Linked DNA regions of Homo sapiens: regions 2 and 3 are each linked to region 1. Evidence: chromatin contacts called from ENCODE Hi-C or POLR2A ChIA-PET data. All regions are on one chromosome and are shown on one strand. Each heading gives the region's core, a stretch centred on a gene start or an enhancer-like site at or near the end of the contact. The rest is flanking DNA. Distances are from core to core; before and after follow the strand shown. Region 1 overlaps TTC3 (tetratricopeptide repeat domain 3). Region 2 holds the start of DSCR8 (Down syndrome critical region 8). Region 3 overlaps KCNJ6 (potassium inwardly rectifying channel subfamily J member 6).

Region 1 (3,762 bases), core at 730-3,229:
TAGGAAAGTTCAAGTGCTAGCTGGAAGTGTAGCCTGCATCACAGTGCCTTACCTGCCAGTTACAGGAGGGCCCACCTGGAGGCCTTCCAGCGTGGGGTGCCTGCCCCATAGGACTTAGCGCATGAAGGAGGAAGGGAAAATGTGCTGGCAGCTCCTCAGAAAGAGAAGGAAAAAGGAAGACTCTGACCTACACAGGCCCAGCTTCTCCTGTCAAACCAGGGGAGGAATGAGAATGTTAAAAAGAGACAGCCAGGTAGAAACAAGAGGGATGTGTATGAGTTCTTTCCTAACAAGGAAGAGATGAAATCAAGATTCTCCTATGGTTGCCTTTATAGGGTATGAATTCATTAAATCCTTATTGAATTGCCCCACTCATTATGTTTTCTAGGAAGCTTTGAAAAAAATAGGTTAAGAGCAATGGATCATAATCATTTCCAGATATGCTAATTCTAAATAACTTTCCTAATATACATGTTTACGGAAAGCATGGAACATGATCTAAATGGGAAAAAAAACTTGAAAAAATTGTGGGTGTGTTTTAAAGTGTTACTACTTGATGGGCTTATTTTACTAGAGCGATTGAGATAAAGTGAATTTTATTTTTTGTTTTGCCCACAGGTATCTTGGAACATAATACACCAAGAAGTCAATACTGAGCCATATAATCCTTTTGAGGAACGACAAGTGAGTCAAAATTACATTAAACTGTTTAAAGGTTTAGTTTTCATTAATTTATCTAGATGGAATGATGAACTAGAACTATTTTGGAGTCAGCTTATTCCACACAAAGTTATCATGGAATAAGCTTGAGAACATAACAAAAAAATGATTTTGTTTTTATTGTTGAAATTTGAGAAGGGAAGGAAAAGGTAATTTTTTTCCAGCATACTTATTTCAAATTATAACAGCGTTATTGTTTTATTTTATTATTTTTAAAATTTTATTTATTTTTATTTTAATTATTTTTGAGACACGGTCTCACTGTCATCCAGGCTGGCCAGCTTTATTGTTTTAACTGGTATAATGAGCATATAATAATTTATAAGTAAGCTTATTCATGCGAATAATACAGAAAGATAAAGACCTTCTCTACTATAATAATGATTCAATTAGAAAACCTACTAATATAATTTAGTTCGTTAATATGCATCATAAGAGAAAAGTTGTCTTATCAACTCAAAGTTGCTGTAAAGGTATTGGATAAAATTCAGGTCACTGTCTTGACCAAAACTAGTAAGAAAATGGGAATTGATGAATATTTCTCAACATGCTAATATTTTAAGCCAAAAGCCATCATCTTGCTTAATGGTAAAACATCACCATTAATATTTATTGTTATCCTGGGTATATTAACTGAGAAAGCAGATATGAGAAAGAAAGAAGATAGAAAAGAGGAGATGTGAGTATCATTATTTACAGAGGCTAGGGCTGTGTACCAGGAAAATCCAAAATGATCAACTGAAAACCTACACTAACCTATATAAACCTATACTTGTATATAAAAATATATATAAACAATTACCTGTTAGAAAGTATGTTGAAAGAAAATATTTTCAATACCAAAAAAGAGATAAAATACTTAAATGTATATAAAGAAAAATTTTTAAATGCTATGGAGAGACACATAGAAGCCTTAAATGAAAAGATATTTCATGTACTTGGATAAGAACACATATTATGATAATGAGATTGGTTCTCCCTAAAGCTTTTTAAAATTTAACACAATCCCAGTATATACATGAACAGGGCAAATTAGTTATGTATATTGCTGTATATATAACAAACAACCTCAAAAGCTAGTGGCTTAAAACAGTAAAATATTTCACAATTGTGAAATCTCACAATTTCGCTAAGTCAGGCATTCAGGAGCAGTTTAGTTGGATGCTTCTGGAGATTCTCATGTAGCTAGCCAAGATGTTGACCAGGGCTTGGTCATCTGCGGGAGTAACTGGGCCCAGAGGTTCTACTTCCAAGATAGCTCACTCACATGGCTGGCAAGCGGATGTTGGCAGTTGTCAGGAAGCTTCAGTTCCTTGCCTTGTGGACCTCCACCTAGCCCTGCTTGACCTCATGGGGCTGGCTTTTCCCAGAGTGTGTGATACCAGGCAGAAGCGGCAGTGCTTTAGGAAGTCACAAATTATCACTTCTGCGCATTCTCTTGGTCACATAGATCAATCCACCAACCCTGATACATGGTAGGAGAGGTCTATACAAGGCTGTGACTAACAAGAGGCCTGGTTACTGCACAGGATTAATTTGAAACTAGACAAATTGATTTTAAACTTCATATGTAAAAATGAACATCAAGAATGGGTATGGAAGAGAAACTAAGAAAAGGAGTTGTGCAACTAAATATCAAAACACAATATAAATCTATCTATATTACCACATACATAGACCATTAATATGAGAGTGCCTGGCCAACATGTTGAAACCCCGTCTCTACTAAAAATACAAAAATTAGCCAGGTGTGGTAGCTTACCTGTAATCCCAGCTACTTGGGAGGCTGAGGTAGGAGAATTGCTTGAACCTGGGAGGCGGAGGTTGCAGTGAGCCAAGATCACGCCAGTGTACTCCAGCCTGGGCGACAGAGTGAGACTCCATCTCAGTCAGTCAATCAAGATGGTAGATTGGCTGGGTGTGGTGGCTCATGCCTGTAATCCCAGCACTTTGGGAGGCTGAGGTGGGTGGATCACGAGGTTAGGAGTTTGAGACCAGCTGGCCAACATAGTAAACCCCATCTCTACTAAAATTAAAAAAAATTAGCTGGCCGTGGTGGTGGACACCTGTAACCCCAGCTACTTGGGAGGCTGAGGCAGGAGAATCGCTTGAACCCAGGAGGCACAGGTTGCAGTGAGCCAAGATTGCGCCACTGCACTCTAGCCCGGGCGACAGTGCGAGACTCTGTCTCAAAAAAAAAAAAACAAAAAACAAAACCGAAGATGGCAAATTATCAGTGAGCAAAAACTGGATTATTAAATACATAGGAGAAATGGATTGCCATCTAGAAAAAATCAATCTTGGTCCCTACCTCATTCCTTATACCAAAATAAGTTCCAGGCAGATTAAAGATTTTAGCATAAAAAATGGACCTATAAAAGTATCCAGGAAAAAAACGGGAAAAATTTTTTGTAAGATCAGTAAACAGCATGGGAAAAAAGAATGTTTATATTCATATACACATGCATGTAATGTGTATATCCTATATGCATAGCATATGTATGACAACAAATACATACACATACACATATCAAAACACAGGAGAGAAACAAGGAAAATTATGTGCAGTGTGAAACAGATAGAGAACTAATTTCCTTAACAACAAAGTTTCTATAAATCAGTAAGGAAAAGATCAACAATCTGTCACAAAGATGAGAATGGATGTGAATAGACAATTCACAATGAAAGAAATACAGATGATTTTTAAACATATAAACAGATGCCCACCCCACTTGAAATAGGAAAAGCAATCATTCACATTTTGAAAGATAGTGAAACTGAAATTTCTGGGAAGGCAGTTAGGAATCGATCTGCACTCATATATGTATAGAGAGACCAGTGAGCCAAGGGGATTTGTATGTTTGTTTTGTCTGTATTTGAATCAGCAGAAAATTGAATACAATCTAAACCTCCATCAATAGCGGACTAGTTAAATTATGATATACCTATAAAATGAAATATCATGCTGTCATTTAAAAAGCAGTTCTATAGTTAGATATGGAATGTTTGACAAGATCAATGTCTAGTTAAGTAGGAAGAAGG
Region 2 (3,762 bases), core at 455-2,954, 950 kb after region 1:
AGAAAACACCAATTTTTTAAAAAAACATATAAATAACAAGCTAATAGAAGAAGAAATGTAATTAGAAAAATTTAAATAAGCCCAAAAACTTTAAGGAAGGACAAAAAAAATCATAGAACAGAGAAAATAGGAATCAATGGTAAGATGGTAGATTTAACCTTGAATTACAGTAAATATAAACAGACTAAATATTGAAATTGAAATATAAAGCTCATCAGAGAAGGTAATAATATCAAGCAAAGCTAAACAAGCTGCTTACTTTAAATATAAAGATATCGACAGGTTGAAAGTAAGTAAGGGATGGTAAAACTACTATGCAAAGCAAAAGTTACAAAACCAAAGCAAAGACTGGCTCGTTTCAGAATAATCAACGTTTCAGGTTTAATATGAAATAATCGTAAATTTGTTTATACCTAATAACATAGCCATAAAATAAAAATTGACAGATAAACAATCATGTTAAGAGCCTGTATAAGCCAGATTTCTCCAGAAAAACAGAATCAAAAGGATATATACATTAAGAATTATATTAAGAAATTTATTTTAGCATATTGGCTTACATGATTGTGGGGCTGGCAAGTCCAGAATCCGTAGGAGAAGCTGGCAGGCTGAAACTCAGGCAGGAAACGATGTTGCAGACTTTAGGCAGAATTTTTTCTTCTCTAGGAAAATTCAGTTTTTGCTCTTAAGGCTTCTGATTGTATAAGGCCCATTCACAGTATGAAAAGTAAGATTTATGTAAAGCCAACTGATTGTAGATGTTAACTACATCTACAAAATACCTTTGCAGCACTACCTAGATTAGTGTTTGATTAAATAAATGGGCAGTAAAGGCCGGGTGCAGTGGCTCACGCCTGTAATCCCAGCACTTTGGGAGGCCGAGGCAGGAAGATCACTTGAGGTCAGGAGTTCAAGACCAGCCTGGCCAACATGGTGAAACCCCATCCGTACTAAAAATACAAAAATTAGCCTGGCTTGGTGGCGGGCACCTGTAATCCCAGCTACTTGGGAGGCTGAAGCAGGAGAATCACTTGAACCCAGGAGGTTGTAGTGAACCGAGATCGCGCCACTGCATTCCAGTCTGGGTGACAAGAGCAAAACTCTGTCTCACCACAAAAAAAAAAAAAAAAAAAAAAAAAAAAAGGCACTAAAGCCTGGCCCCCATGATGACACAGGAAACTAATCGTCATGGAGACTTTATCCACACTTTTGAATATATGTTACATTTCAACATTAAAACACACACACACACACAAAATCATAAAGCAATCAACAAAATTAAGCTGAATGCTTCGTAATTGCTGGATTCCCTGGGAAGCTGACTCTGAGATGGAGATTAGCGTGCAGGACATTTCTTACGGGTTGTTCTTGGGATCAATACCTGTGGAGAGGAGAAGCTGAGGCAGGATCAGGAAGCGGGGAAGTAGAGTGCAATGCTGGTGAAGCGGCATCACTGTCTGGGGTAAATATCCGGGGTTCATCATCTCTCGTCAAGATGATTAACGACATGGACACACATGGGTGAGTTAAGAAGCGGAAAGTTTAATAGGCGGAAGAAAAGAGTGAGGAGACCAGCTCTCAGACATCCTTAAGGGAAAGGCTGGCCCGTGACTGACGGCAGCAGGTTTTACGGGCAGGCTTGAGGAGGCGGTGTCTGATTTACGTGGAGCCCAGAGATTGGTTCGACCAGGGGTGACGTTTACGTAGCGCGCAGGGAAGGCTGGTCACCCCACCCTAATCTTGTTATGCAAATAGGCTTCCCACTTGGCAGGGGCCGTCTTGTCCACTCGTTTCTGTAAACATGGGTGGCAAAAAGAGAAGATGGAGCTGCCATTTAGAACATGCCTAATCCCAGGTAGTGTTTTTTGTTGTTGTTGTTGCTGCTGTTGTCGCTTTTTGAGTCGGAGTTTCGCTCTTGTTGCCCAGGCTGGAGTGCAATGGCGCCATCTTGGCTCACCACAGCCTCCGCCTCCTAAGTTCAGGCGATTCTCCTGCCTCAGCCTCCTGAGTAGCTGGGATTACAGGCGTGAGCCACAGCGCCGGCCCCAGGTAGTATATTTTTATTGGCACAACTGCCGGTATTTGCCTGTGCAAGCTTTCAGCTTGCTTGTCTGTGTCTGCAGCTCGATTTTCCAGGTTGCTTTTTGTTAGAAAAGAAAATGATTTGGGGGCTGCTTTTCATTAAAAGGAAGACCTTACTGAGGACTCCCATACCTTCACTATCTGCCTAAGTACTTTCTTCTTAACTCCTATATCACTGGGTCAGCAGCAACCCCAGTCAAACCTCAAGGGAGACGGGAAGATGGGACGATCTGTCAGAGGTATGCTGAGTTGAGGCAAGAGAGCTGACCTTTATGGATTGCCAATCAGTGACTCATTGGAAGTGGGGCAACCTGGAAGGAAATGTGGCCTTAGGTGAGGCAGCTGTCTTCAGAGGAGGCAATTTCTTTGTATCTGGAGGGGCAATTGTTAGTGTTCCCCTGGACTGAAGGGTGAATTATGGAGAATGGAATAGAACGATTTGTTACTATGATTTGGTTGATGACTTATTTCCTGTTTCCTTAGCTTCATCTTGCTGAGCAAAAATGAAGGAGCCTGGACCCAACTTTGTTACTGTGAGAAAGGGTCTTCATTCATTCAAGATGGCATTTGTTAAGCACCTACTGTGAGTAGATGATCTCCTGTCAAAGACAGTTAACAAATCCTCGGAATATTGCTTCATGTACAGTTATTGGAGATGAGTAACTTACATTCTCTTAATTGTAATGGTTCCTTGGAAAGTCATCGTGGAAAATGAAGGCTGGCTCATACATTTTCCCAGACAGGAATTTGGCTGCCAACAGGGAATTCTAAACAACTAAAAACTCCAGATGATGAATGCACAACATAATGATGGTTAAATTAAAAAAAAAAAAGAGCACGGTAATAAAATTTCCATGAAATATTTTGTGTAAGCGCAGATAATCAGTCATTTTCTTTATAGAATTCTTATTCGTAAATAATTTAGAATACTTTGTTCTTTATAATATATGATGGGCAACTATAGTATGATTCTTCTGAGTGACTCAGTTCTTTTTTTTTTTTCACATTTAATGACTTTGTTTCTCCTAAGTGAATGCACAGATAGTATATTAATCAGGGTTCTCTGGAAAAACCAGAACCAATTTATTATCAGGTACTGGTTCATGTGATTGTGGAGGCTGAGAAGCCCCATGATCTGCTCTCTGCAAGCTGGAGACCCAGGAAAGCTGATGAAAGTCAAAGGCCTAAGAGCTGGAGGGCCGATGGTATAGATTGCAGCCCAGGTCTAAAGGCCTGAGAACCAGAAGCACAGAGGGCAGAAGATCAATATTCCAGCTCAATCAGGCAAAGAGAAAAAGTCCTCCCTTCCTCTCCGTTTTTCTTCTATTCTGACCCTGGATGGACTGGATGAGGCCCAGCCACATTGAGGAGAGCCATCTGCTTTAATCAGTCCACCAACTCAGATCCTGATCTCTTCCAGAAACACCTTCACAGATACACCCAGAAATAACATTCAACCTGTTAGGAGTATCCCATGGCTCAGTCAAGTTGACACACAAAACTAACCATCACAGATACACATCAAAGTTAAATAATATTAACACAGACTTTGGCAAGCTGTATTTTAAAACACAGTAGGTTAGTGAGTCTGGTTTAAGAGCACTAGATGAAACCACATATAAGGATGTTTTTGACATTCTGTGTCTGACCCTTCAGACTCCCTGCCCTCCTCCCCACCAT
Region 3 (3,762 bases), core at 800-3,299, 540 kb after region 1:
TTGTGGTACATCTCATTCTGATACATGGTTGTTTAAAATTCATGTCAATGTCTACGTAATTTAAAAATGAATTGATAACATTTGGAAACAGAAGAACCTTAAAGGAAAGGAAGAACTAATGGTGAGAGAAAAGAATTGAGGGCACATTAATACCAGTCATCTGCACATGAAATATCAGTTGTTGACTGGGCGCGGTGGCTCACACCTGTAATCCCAGCACTTTGGGAGGCCAAGGTGGGTGGATCACCTGAGGTGGGGAGTTCCAGACCAGCCTGACCAACACGGAGAAACCCCATCTCTACTAAAATTACAAAATTAGCCGGGCGCGGTGGTGGTGCATGCCTGTAATCCCAGCTACTCAGGAGGCTGAGGCAGGAGAATCGTTTGAACCCAGGAGGCGGAGGTTGCAGTGAGCCAAGATCACGCCACTGCACTCCAGCCTGGGCAACGAGAGCAAAACCCTGTCTCAAAAAAAAGAAAAGAAAAGAAAAGAAATATCAGGTGTCTTTTCTGGGTGCATTTCTCTGCCGAATCATCATGAATCAGCAGCACTCATGGTGCAAAGGGCACTGAACACAGAGTGCCCGACAACACCATTGGTGGCTGTGGCTTTCAAGGTCCTGCCCTGCTAGTGGCTATTTGACCTTAGCCAAGTCACGGGTCTTGTTGAGGTTCCATTTCTTCATCTGTGAAATGGGCAAAGATTCCCTCCAACTCAAAAATTTTATGATCTGTGGTGTGATTTATGTGACTAAAATTCTCTGCCTGGGAATAACTATACTAGTGACAGAACTGAGCTTTTCTGTGGTGAAGGATGGGTGATGGGTTGCCTTCACCTATTTCCAGTGAACACTGGCTGTCCTCCTTGTTAACTCCCAGATGGCAACTTCCGATTAATTGGCCTTGCCTCCTTGTCTATAAAGTGTTCTCTGGTGTGTTTCATCCTCCACTCTCCCCAGTGTTCTATGCAGTATTTAAATCTTTCAGAAGTTATCTTCTTTAAGAAAAACTTATTGGAAAAAAAAACAGATGGAAGAAGAAGTCATAGATTAAGAGGCTTACAAGATATCTCAACCAATCACCATGTGTTAACCTTATTTGTATCCTGATTCAAACAAGCTGATTGTAAATATAAAAAACAGTGACATGTAAGAGACGATTGGAAGTTTGAACACTTGGTAGATGTTGGATCTTAATTTATTGGTCATTATTTTAGGTGTCATAATGGTATGATAGCTATGTTTTTAAAAGAATCCTTATCTTTTAGGGGCACATACCGAAATATTTGCAGATGAGGATGATGTGATTCTGGTGGGCAGCCAATGAGTGGGGATACAGAGGAAGCAAGTTTGACCCTGAATTGATAATCACTGGAGCAGAATGACGGGGACACAGAGGTTAGTGATACTACTGGGTCTGTTTTTGTGTAAGTCTGATAGGTTCCATCAAAAGAAGTGTAAAATAACCAAAAGGCTTAACGGGGACTCATCCTTGCCAGCACATTTGCCGAGGAGTGGGCAAGTGCTGCCTGTCGCAGTTGTATAATCGCTGGGGGTAAATGTGGAAGTTCGTCAATCAGCAAGGCCGTAGTGGGGGCTGACTGGCAGCAAGCCCAGCGCTGCGTGGCTGTCATCTTGCCTCGAGGCCCATTTGCCCTCTATAAATAACAGTCTATATGAATGCTTTACTATTTTAACACACATGGGCCACAGCTGCTGAGCACGTTTGTTTACGTAGCTATGAAACCTTCTGTAAACACCACTATCTCAAAATCGCCCATGTGTCAGGAACATAAACGGCCCCCTTTAAAAATATATCTGCAGATGAGACACAGCCAACTCCTAGATGTCTGAGTGGCTGGTGTCAGAATTTTCCAGGGTTTGATTCATTTTCAAAAATAGAACCACATGACTGGAAGGTTCTTGAAAGGTCGCCTGGCATGTCCCTCCTGACTTCAGGCGGGACCAGGCCAAAGCCATTCACAAAGGACTCGGGGCTGTTCTGCGTGGGCATGGGTCTGTCTTTTGTGCAGTCCCTTCAAGGCCATGAAAGGGGGGCTCGCTTCCAGCCTTCAAGGAGCCCACTTTCGTTTTCTAAAAATGGAACCTGACCCTGCAATGCGGCTGGCATTGGAAGGCAGTGCATCCACAGAGCACCACTCGCCTGCACCGGGCCTGAGCTCCCAGCAGACGGAAGGACCCAGGTGGCCTCCTGTGGGACAACTCCGGTCTCCGGAAAACACCACGCTGGGATCATCCTGTGCCCAGGATGCCTGCTTCCTAACAGGGAAGAGGGCACCGCGTGAAGGTGGCCATGTGGGCCTTCCCTCCTCCCTGGAAGAGGCCTGCTCGTGGAGACCACTGAGCACAGCAGGTTAAGGTCAACTGCGACATTGTTGAAAGAAGTGATGAGCGCAGGGGAAGCTGTTTTGTGTCAGCTTGCTATTATCACGGCTCCTGATTTCCAGTCCAGCACTACAATGAATAATTAGATCCCTGTGAATTTGTTTTCCTCGAGTGTGCATTTGGTCCACATTTTTTTTTCCTGTGGTTTTGAGAGATTGAAGCATTTTTCTCCCCTAAGGGCCTGTTTAATGCCCATAAATCCTAATTGAGCTTTTCATTCACAAAGAAACAGTATCCTGCTGAAGCGTAAGAGAGCAGCTGTGCTGGGGGTACTGAGTTGTATGATTCCCCTGAGGAAAAGACCAAGACACTTCCAGTTTCCAGACACCTCCAGAACTTTCTAGAACCCCCCCCCCAAGTCTAGAAATTAGAAGACTATTTTTTAAAAGAAAATGAGTAGCAGTTGCCTTTTCCCAGGGATGGGGTGAGCGTTTGGATTGATTTTGCTGGTAATTACTCAGATTTCTCTATGAAAGCTGTAGAAAGGCCATAGGGTGCTCAGAGGCAAGTATCACTGTTAATTACCAAGAAAACCATATTCCTCCCTTTGGAAAGGCTCACTCATTACCAGCTGTCATCAGAAAGCCAGGGCCTGCCCCAGGGAGAATTCTGACTCAGGGACATCACAAAGATAATTTGCTTATTCCAGATTCATTTATTTTACAGAGATTGGGCTCTGGTTTGAGGGAACACAAAGCTTAACTCCCACAATTTAAAGCTCAGACTAGCATCAGTAACCAGAGGGTACGTCTCCAGTGGTTTTTGCTTCTTGAGCTTGGAGACACTGCCCTCTCTCATGTCCTCTTGGGGGAATTTATGGTGAAAAGGGAAAAGAAAAACTGCATCCTGAGTGGTCAGTTCATAGTGTCAGAGGCTGTAGCTCTGTGGCCGCTAGGGGGATCCAGAGTCCCTGTGCTCAGCTGAGGTTGGGGAAGTTTCTGGTCTGTAGGAAAGTGACAGCTCCCTGTTTGAATTATTTCTCTTTCCTCCCTCCTCCCCAGCCTCCCCTCCTCCTCTCTCCCTCCTCCCTTTCTCTTCCCTCCCTCCTCCCCTTCTCCTCCTCTCCTTCCTCCCTTTCTCTTCCCTCCCTCCTCCTCCCTCCCTCCTCCCCTTCTCCTCCTCTTCTTCCTCCCTTTCTCTTCCCTCCCTCCTCCCCTCCTCCTCTCTCCCTCCTCTTCCCTCCCTCCTCCCCTTCTCCTCCTCTCCTTCCTCCCTTTCTCTTCCCTCCTTCCTCCCCTTCTCCTCCTCTCCTTCCTCCCTTTCTCTTCCCTCCTTCCTCCCCTTCTCCTCCTCTCCTTCCTCCCCTTCCTCCTCCCCTGCCTTCCCTTCTACTTCTCCCTTCTATCTCCCTTCCTCC

Evidence for each region. A loop is a pair of places that touch in the nucleus more often than their neighbours do. ChIA-PET counts read pairs that join two places held with the same protein, here RNA polymerase II (POLR2A). Pooled maps may share reads with other maps.
Region 2: a loop to region 1 is called in a pooled map, with 8 times the contacts of the local background. The contact joins the promoter of DSCR8 here to the enhancer-like site in region 1. A Hi-C loop is called at or near these places in 1 of 37 single-sample maps with no recorded cell type and 9 of 50 pooled maps.
Region 3: a loop to region 1 is called in a map with no recorded cell type, with 7 times the contacts of the local background. The contact joins two enhancer-like sites. A Hi-C loop is called at or near these places in 1 of 37 single-sample maps with no recorded cell type and 4 of 50 pooled maps. POLR2A ChIA-PET finds 5 or more read pairs at or near these places in 1 of 52 experiments (MCF 10A).

The regions. Positions count from the first base shown.
Region 1 is chr21:37,166,937-37,170,698 of GRCh38, forward strand. TTC3 (tetratricopeptide repeat domain 3) reads left to right here. Exons shown (of 46, transcript NM_001330683.2): 34 at 619-684. Among named protein-coding and RNA genes, the nearest start is that of TTC3-AS1, 25 kb to the right of the region's middle. Within about 2 kb of position 1,980, at least 2 of the 41 ENCODE cell types and tissues checked have a DNase peak (open chromatin) inside an H3K27ac peak, as active enhancers do.
Region 2 is chr21:38,119,747-38,123,508 of GRCh38, forward strand. It overlaps DSCR8 (Down syndrome critical region 8), which reads left to right and starts at 1,705. Exons shown (of 3, transcript NR_026842.1): 1 at 1,705-1,855; 2 at 2,566-2,665. It overlaps DSCR4 (Down syndrome critical region 4), which reads right to left and starts at 1,614. Exons shown (of 3, transcript NR_147130.1): 1 at 1,382-1,614; 2 at 561-662.
Region 3 is chr21:37,709,047-37,712,808 of GRCh38, forward strand. All of the region lies in intron 3 of KCNJ6 (potassium inwardly rectifying channel subfamily J member 6), which reads right to left. It overlaps KCNJ6-AS1 (KCNJ6 antisense RNA 1), which reads left to right. Exons shown (of 8, transcript NR_183540.1): 3 at 1,268-1,397. Among named protein-coding and RNA genes, the nearest start is that of KCNJ6-AS1, 190 kb to the left of the region's middle. RefSeq lists a silencer at 3,287-3,336. Within about 2 kb of position 2,050, at least 4 of the 41 ENCODE cell types and tissues checked have a DNase peak (open chromatin) inside an H3K27ac peak, as active enhancers do.